3 separate regions of the Homo sapiens genome follow, and regions 1 and 3 are each linked to region 2. The links are chromatin contacts, found by Hi-C or POLR2A ChIA-PET in ENCODE. All regions are on one chromosome and are shown on one strand. The core of a region is the stretch at or near the end of the contact, and the rest is flanking DNA. Distances in the headings are between cores, read along the strand shown.

Evidence for each region. Hi-C counts contacts between places; a loop is a spot of excess contacts on that map. ChIA-PET counts read pairs that join two places held with the same protein, here RNA polymerase II (POLR2A). Pooled maps may share reads with other maps.
Region 1: a loop to region 2 is called in a pooled map, with 4 times the contacts of the local background. The contact joins the enhancer-like site here to the promoter of DHX29 in region 2. A Hi-C loop is called at or near these places in 6 of 50 pooled maps. POLR2A ChIA-PET finds 5 or more read pairs at or near these places in 3 of 52 experiments (CD4-positive, alpha-beta T cell, T-cell and activated T-cell).
Region 3: a pooled map shows a loop between it and region 2 (5-fold over the local background). The contact joins the enhancer-like site here to the promoter of DHX29 in region 2. A Hi-C loop is called at or near these places in 1 of 37 single-sample maps with no recorded cell type and 3 of 50 pooled maps. POLR2A ChIA-PET finds 5 or more read pairs at or near these places in 1 of 52 experiments (OCI-LY7).

What each region holds. Positions count from the first base shown.
Region 1 is chr5:56,327,756-56,330,455 of GRCh38, forward strand. All of the region lies in intron 2 of LOC105378977 (a long non-coding RNA gene), which reads left to right. Among named protein-coding and RNA genes, the nearest start is that of ANKRD55, 96 kb to the left of the region's middle. Within about 2 kb of position 1,301, at least 8 of the 41 ENCODE cell types and tissues checked have a DNase peak (open chromatin) inside an H3K27ac peak, as active enhancers do; they include CD4-positive, alpha-beta T cell, where a contact is called at or near this core.
Region 2 is chr5:55,306,429-55,309,128 of GRCh38, forward strand. It overlaps DHX29 (DExH-box helicase 29), which reads right to left and starts at 1,266. Exons shown (of 27, transcript NM_019030.4): 1 at 959-1,266. The coding sequence starts at 1,145. MTREX (Mtr4 exosome RNA helicase) reads left to right here and starts at 1,561. Exons shown (of 27, transcript NM_015360.5): 1 at 1,561-1,719. The coding sequence starts at 1,586. It overlaps LOC124900979 (a long non-coding RNA gene), which reads right to left. Exons shown (of 2, transcript XR_007058774.1): 2 at 1,721-2,009. RefSeq lists enhancers at 935-1,194, 1,335-1,814.
Region 3 is chr5:56,668,871-56,671,570 of GRCh38, forward strand. No RefSeq gene overlaps it. Among named protein-coding and RNA genes, the nearest start is that of C5orf67, 64 kb to the left of the region's middle. RefSeq lists a silencer at 1,332-1,626 and an enhancer at 1,576-1,625. Within about 2 kb of position 1,286, at least 15 of the 41 ENCODE cell types and tissues checked have a DNase peak (open chromatin) inside an H3K27ac peak, as active enhancers do; they include OCI-LY7, where a contact is called at or near this core.

The DNA.
Region 1 (2,700 bases), core at 51-2,550, 1.0 Mb after region 2:
GGCATCATCAAGGAACAAAACCTTCACTCATGTTATTGCGATAACTTTATAACTTCTCTTTTCCTTATGCCCCATCCAAACCATCCTCTACACTTAAGCACAAGTGAATTTTTAAAAACACAAATCTGAAAGTGTAACTCCCCTGCCTAAACCTTCCACTGGCTTGCTATTGCTGTTGTACTTAAGATAAAACCTCAAGTCTGCCACATGGTCTGGCTGTTGCCGACCTCCCCAGGCACTCTGCGTGCCGCTCTCCCCACCACTCTCCGCCCTCCTTTCCACCCTCTGTTCTGGCTATGAGTCTTCAAGTAAGTCATTCATTCATGTACATATAGTATAAGTATGTATGTATGTAGACATATACGGAAGCAGATAACCAAGTTAGATATCCGTTTGACTAGAAAGCTCTTTCCCCTGTAATGTGTATGCCTAACTGCAATTTTTTGTTCTTCTGACACACACAGAAGCCTTCTCAGACTCTCTCCCTTTAATTATGTTCCCCTTATTAATTTTTCATAATTCTCATAACATTATTTTCACCTTAATAGCTCTTACTACAAATTATATGTGTGTGTATGATTCATGTGTATATATATATATTCATATTAAAAGATCAATTAGTGTTAGCTTTTAAACTAATGTAAGAGTCTTTAGAAACAGGCAAACAGATTAGAAACACTTTTCTTCCTTTTTTACTTCCTTCCTTTTCTTTTTTCCTTCTCTTTGCTTTGTTCTTTTCTCTTTTTTTTTTTAAATACAGGCATAAATATAGAAGGGAGGATCATATATATGTGTGTGTGTGTGTGTGTGTGTGTGTGTGTGTGTATATATATATATATATGTATATGAATCATAGTTTGCCTTTTTGCTCCTCCACTAAATTGTTAGCTCTAAGAAGTGGGACATGTATGCTTTGTTCTCTGCAGTAAATTCAGTTCCCCAACCCCAGATATTCTGGGATTTGATTGGTCAGGGGTGGGGTGGGGTCTGAGCACCGGCCTTTACTGAAAGTTCCTCACATGGTTCTCATGTACAGCCAAGTGGAGACCTGTTTATCTAACCCACCTTCATCATTTTAAGAAGGAAGGAGCTGAGGCCCAGAGAGGTCACCTGACTTGGTCAAGGTCTCTTGGAGCTGGCTATAAGCAGATTGAGACAAGGACTCAGTTCTTTTAGGGCCTGGTCTCTTTGCACACTATAATGTCCCTTCACTTAAGTTGGAGAAGCTTTATCACTGAGTAGAGAGAGGTTTCTTTCATATTTTTGCATTCTTGGAGGATGACTAACTCATGCTTGTTAGCCTGGGACTTTCCAGGTTTTAGCGCTTTAGGTCCTGTGGGTCTCAGGTAAAGGAAACAAAAATATGCCACTCCAAAATATACTTCTTTGGTATATTTTGATATGACTATTCACAGGAACTGCAAACCACAGGAAAAGCTTTGAAAAGCTGTCTTTTGGGGAGGCGGGGAGATTTGCATCTGTAGAGGAAATCTACATTAGTGAAATGAAGTTAACAGCAGACACAAACAGGGTTTTATAAGGCCTCCCTTATCCAGACCTAGGAAAGATTAAATCACAGGAAAGAGGGACTAAAGTTCTGACACTTCAAAAGGTCTGACAGATAAAGTTTTACCACATAAGAGCAGGATACTGTCTGTTCTTTCCGAGGGCTGCTATCCATGGGGCTCTATCTGCATAACAAGATAGCCTTTGCTCACCATGCCTTTTCTCCCCTCTTCCTCCAATAACTTGTCTTGCCATGCCCCAAGCCTCTATTCCTTGCTGTATGGTATATAACCTTCAGCCATCTGGCTTTCCATTGAGTCTCATACTTTGTGTGTGGCTTCTGTGTCCATATGCACATTAATAAAATTTGTACACTTTTTTTTCCCTGTGAATCTGCCTATTGTTAGTTTGTTTTATAGACTCAAATTATTTAAACTTCAGAAGCAAGAGCGAAGGAAATTCTCTTCATCCCTACCCAGGCAAGCTGAGATGGTTGACATCACTGTTTGCACAATCACTAAGTCCAGGTTAGGAAAGAGAAGCAATGCCATACGGTGATTGAAACCCAAATTCTAAAGCTAGACTCACCTAGGTTTGAACCGTGACTTGTCAATTAGATGATGACCTCAGGCAAGCTTCAGTTTCTTTATGTGTAAGAAGGGAGAAATAATGTTGTATGCCTTAAACAGTTGTTGTGAAGATGAAATTAGCTAATATTTGTAAAGCACTTAGCACAAAACATTGTTCATAGTAAAAGATCAATTATGGTTAGCTTTTAAATTGATGTAAGAGTCTTTAGAAATGGATAAAATGATAGATATACTTTTCTCCCTTTTTTCTTTCCTTCCTTTTTCTCTTTCCTTCTCTTTGTTCTTTTTTCTTTTTAAAATGCAGGTGTAAATATAGAAGGGAGATGTGTTTCTGAAGGTCTAGCAATTGCTAGAGCACTAAAATACCTCTTTTTTTTTTTTTTTAACCAGCGCTCATTACTGTCTGTCAACTCTAAATGCCACCCAGACATTTCTAGGTAGTGCAATTTTGCCCTGCCAAGTGAAAGCATTTCATGACGCTCAATCATTAGGCAGCTATTTAAAACAATTTTCTTTCAGAGCTTCTCCTTCCCTTGGGCATTCATGCTGAAGACTCTGTCAAAGTGCCTATTTCCTGGAATCTGGCTATAGCAGACTTCCCAGA
Region 2 (2,700 bases), core at 16-2,515:
TGATACCTGCTCATCCCGAGAAAAATTAGATTACCCTGTTAAACTGTCTTCCCTGGCTTTTCTTTGTGGCACTTATCTATTATAAGGCTATAAATATGTCTGTGTGCGTTACCTATTAGTTAATACCTATCTCTGACATTAGACTGGCAAGCTCCATGAGGTGATGTCTCTTTTTGCTCATCACATTCCTCACATCTTATCAGACACATACTAAATATTTGCATATATACACATAAATGCTCAGCAAATATTTCTTGAATACTCCAATAAGTACAAGCAAACAACCCGAGAAGAACACAACAGAATGTAATTGTTCATCTTTTGAGCTCAACCGTAATATGTGGCCTGCTCATCTGCAGCAGGAATCGGCCATCTATAAGTTGAGTTGTCAAATCAATTTGTACAGTAAGCAAAACTGCATGGCGGCAGAAACGAGGGCAGACAATTTTACAATAGATTACACGTAACCAGTGTGTAACCAGTGTGTAAGTCCTGTAATTTTTATTAAGTATTGATTTTTCCAGAACGCATGGAGACACTAGATTGTTGCTGAAAATGATATGAAAAACTGACAGAAAATGGGGCTGGCTGGCACCAGGAGGTCAGGAACTCCACTCAGTACTCGTCTTTGCGTTAGCCTAGCTAGCTGAGATGGTGCTCAGGATGAATTCCTGCTGAAACAGGAGCTAATGCAATTATTTTGTTTTTAGAAGGGGGAGAAGTGTGAGTTAAAAGAGAAATGCCAGGCTGCAACAGGGCTACTGTCAGAATTTTGGAGGCCCAAAGAGCTTAGACTTTTTTAATCTAAAACAAGGCCACCCCATGGGGAGGTAGCAGCTCGAGTGTTGGGAAATAGAAATGTTGGGCCCGAAGCTCCTCCCGGGTTCTAAGGCCCTTTCCTCAGGACAAGCAGCAAGGTCTCAGGGCAGACAGCCAGGGGCTGGGGGACCTCTCGTACCTTGCTTGACACGGGGCTCCCTGGAGCCGGCAGCGGCAGCGGCAGCGGTGGCCGGCCTGGACACTGGCTTCTTGCTTTGGGCCTCCCCGGCAATTCCAGCCTCGGCAGATTTGGCTCTGGAAGCAGACACGGCGGCCCGGACCACCGCGGCCGCTGGAGCCTTGTGTTTCTTGTTCTTGCCGCCCATGTTGCAGCTGTGGCAGAAGATCCTTCGCGGCCCAGGCCCCGACGGTACCACTGCACAGCCGAGAGCTCTTCACATTCCCCGGCTCCGGGGCTGCCACCCTGCGCTTCGATCCGGGCTTCTCGGGCCGGGGCGACCGCTGCCTCGCAATTGGTCGAATTCAGCAGGCTCCGCCTCCTTGAGTCGCCAGCTGCCTGCCACACGCCAGGCGCCACGCGCCGCCCTCGCTCTTTATCCACTGAGCAGCTTATCCACTTTAGGTCGGAAAGGAAAGGAAAGAAAAGCAGGAAAAAAAAAAAAAGTCAGGGGAACATTTTTGTCGGCTGCGCGACTCGACTACTTTTGTCTCCTGCGGGCCACTGTTGAGCCTTCACGAGACGTCACTGTCTTCGGTCGCGGGGCATCGTGGGTAGGAGGGAGATTTGCTCTCACTGCTCCCAAAAATGGCGGACGCATTCGGAGATGAGCTGTTCAGCGTGTTCGAGGGCGACTCGACCACTGCGGCGGGAACCAAAAAAGACAAGGAAAAGGACAAGGGGAAATGGAAGGGGCCTCCAGGGTCTGCAGACAAGGCAGGGTAAGGAAGAAGTTCCAGTTGTTGCTTTTATTTTTTTTCTCGGTGGGGAGGAAGAAAACACTACTCTCTTAGGAAGAGCACGAGAAAGTGAAGTGTACATTGAGTGGCGTTGGAAGTGAAGGGGTTCCAGAAAAAAGTTGGAGAGGGTGGAAGAATGTTGGTTCGTGGAAGGGGGGTCTTGGCGTTTCCTGGTGTCTGCAGGCAGCGTGATCTTCTGCTTCAATTCCCTTACGTCGATGTTACTGATTCTGTCCCCATCTTCGCGGTTGTCTCCTGCATCAGCACAACACCTGGCACATAGTCGTTAATAAACAAAACGAATGATTAGTTGAGTAAAAGGTGAAAAGGTTTAGAAAAAATGATATGAATTGATTTGGAGGGGAAAGGGCAGATAATAACATGAGAAGGGAGAGACATTTAATCTCCAAGATGTAGTAGTTTTCTCTTCCGTAAAATGGAGATAATAGTGCCTACCACTGGTGGATATGAGGATTCAATGAGATACACGTGTAAAGTGCCTAACAGTGGTTAGCTAGCTATCACTAATAAATGGTAGCTATCGTGAGTTTATTGAGAAAAAATTTAAAAATTACTGGACCCTACCCATATGTTTAGACTGGTGCATACAGCCACCAGAAAGTGTACAGATCTGTTTATAGTAGAACAAGGAAAAGCTATTACTTGTATTAAATAAAGTAAGATGATTAATTAACAATCAACAAAATATACTCTTGGCATTGTGGGGCCAGATACCCAATAGATGCTTGAAATTAAATTAGACATGATTTTGCTCTCAAGGAATTTTCGGTGTAGGGAAAGAGAACAGGTACCCATTAAAGAGTTACAGTATAGGTGAGGAGGTCGTTAACTTAAAATGAATGATATATACAATTAAGTGTTATAAAAGTTCAAGAAAGGGAGATCCTATTTCTGACTTTCAGGAAGGCTTATTTATATACAAGAGAATATTCTGAGTTAAGG
Region 3 (2,700 bases), core at 36-2,535, 1.4 Mb after region 2:
CCAACAGAAATCTCAGAATATGAAAAACACACAAGAGAGGCTAAATGGGAAAATTACTGACACCCAAGCCAATGACCTGAGTCAGAACAACTTTTATCAGAATGAAGCGCAGAAATATTAATATCAAGAAGCTGAACTTTTAAATCAAAGCCAGAAAATGTATTTGCCCAAGGTAAAGGCATGAGCAGAAGGTTTACAGAGAGAAGGACAATGATGATAAGGAAAGCTTGCTTCTTTACAATGAATGCATTGTGACAAACTCGTGAGGCACCAAGCAAGCTGACAAGGGTCCCTTCTTCCTTGCACCTAGGACAGTTTGGCTAAAGGACATCTAGGGTGACACGCCTCAGACAGTCCGCATTAATTTCACATCCTGGAATAGCCCGAAGAACCTGTCCAACCTGACTGTCAGCCTTTTCAAAATCACTTTTGGAATTCTTTGTTCAATCCTGCTTGGTTTACACTGGAACGTCTCTTCTGGGACTTCTCTGGTGACTTGATCTTTGTCCACAATGACATAGCCCAGGAGACCCACCAATACCCAGATTTGCCCAGTGGGTGACACTAATATTAGATCCAATTAGAAGTGTCAATTCAAAACAGATGAAGGACACATTTACACACAAGTCAGGGCTGCCACAAATTCATTTCTTCCTCACAATATCCTCTAGCAGAAAAAAGGGCAAACTGACCTTGAAGAAACCTCCTTTTTTTTATCGGTTACCATGGCAGCATGAACCGTCTCTCCCCAGGGCACCTGCCCATGGGTTTGCACCTGCCAGCTGGTAGCAAGAGTGCACCAGCAGCCTTGGTTCCCAGTGGCTGTGCTCACATCATCAACAAAGGTACCAGCAGTGCCAATTGGCTTCACGATATGGATACCTGCCCGCTAAGCATTGGCCTGGAGCTCGGGGACTTTCACAAAGGCCAGCCAACAGCTGGCAGGCAGGAACCTCCAGGTCATTGTCATCCTGGGCTGAATTGGAACATGCACTTGGGAGACAAAGGCTCTGTCTGTAACCACAGCATCCCTTCCTCCCTGGGTGTTTTATTTTCAGCTCTGGGTCCCCTGCTATGGGAAGGCCATGTGGCTGAAGGTGTCTTTCTTGTTTTTTTTTCCCCCCCCTCCTTTAGCATTGTCCTGCCTTGTGCATGGTGCAGAAAAGCTTTCTCTGTCCCATGTCTAGTTTTATTGCAAATCAGAGAGCTCACCATAAGTCATCCTGGGCCAGTGGGTTCAGAGGTGGAGCTGGTAACCAGAGGCCATGTCAAACTTCCTCCTCTGGCTCCATACCAAGGCCTCGGAGGATTTTTTGTCACATGAGGTTACTGTAGTTTCACATCCTCTAAAGCAAAGCTCTGTCGAAACTCTCTATTCTCACATGGCTTCAGCTCAAACAACCACCCTACTCAGCTGCCTTCCTAACCCTTTCAAGCCGTGAATCAGGAGACCTGGGTTCCAGTTTCAGCTCAGTCTGCGTGCCCCAGAGCAATGACGGGGCCTCAACTTCTTTATCATGAAAATTAAGAGGCCAAAGTACCTTTCACTCAGGTTCCTTTCAACTCTCTCTCCCCTATCTTAAAAAAAAAAAAAAAACAACAGCTTATTTTTCCTGTTGCTTTTAGAAGAAACTCTTAACCTGAGACTCTCTAAAAATGAATAGAGATTATTGTGGTTTAAAAAATAAATGGCTACACACAGCAACCTGACTGTATCTCAAAAATATTATGGTAAATGAAAGAAGCTTCACATACAAAAGAGCTCATACTGTATGGTATTATTAACATGGAATTCAAAAATAGGCAAAACTAATCTACAGTTTTAAAAATTAGAATAGTGGTTGCCTCTGGCTGTGAGGTAGGAGCAGGGATTACCTGGGAAGGGGCAAGAAAGAATTTTCTGAGATGAAGGTTATATTTTATATCCGGTTAGGACTGGGTCACACAAGTAAGCCTTCATCAAAACTCACAGACTGCTACTCTTGAGAGGATCAATAGAGGTAATAAAGCAATTATAGCAAAATATTAATTGCAGGATCCAAGTTGTGAGTAAATGGGTATACCCTGTTTAATTCCTTCAACTTTCCTGTAATTTGGGAATCTTCATACTAAAATGTTAGAAAAAAACACGTTCTAATACATTTCAAAATTCCTGTCTCACTCATTCTCTCCTTTCTTCCATCCCCTCCCTCTTTCTTGACATGTGACCTTCTTTTCCCATTAAATGAGTCAATGGAAATGGGAATATTTATTGATTTGAGCAGTTAAGTCACCAGTGCTCTGTGATGACTAACTACTTTATCATTCATTGCCCATGGCTTTCAAGGGAAGAGGACAAGCTCTGTGCATCTTTCTCAAAGAAAGCGTTCCTACCTGTAAAAGTCTGTTAGAAAGGACTGCAGATTTAATAAGCATCTTTCAAGAGCTCTGTCCCCATTCCAACTCACCCCAACCCTCCAGCCCCAACACATTTGTTAAAAATTCACATTCAGAGATGCAGGACCCTCAACCTTGGACTTCCCAGACTCCAGAACTGTAGGACATAAACCTCTTGTCTTTACTTTAAAAAATAATAATAACATTCAGTCCCTTTTTTGAAGGTTTTTATCAGGATATCTCAAACTTAACACTGAAAGGAGGTAGCAAAATTTCTGTTTCCTCCATGTCTTTGTACTTGTAGAAATGGAGGCACAAAGGTAA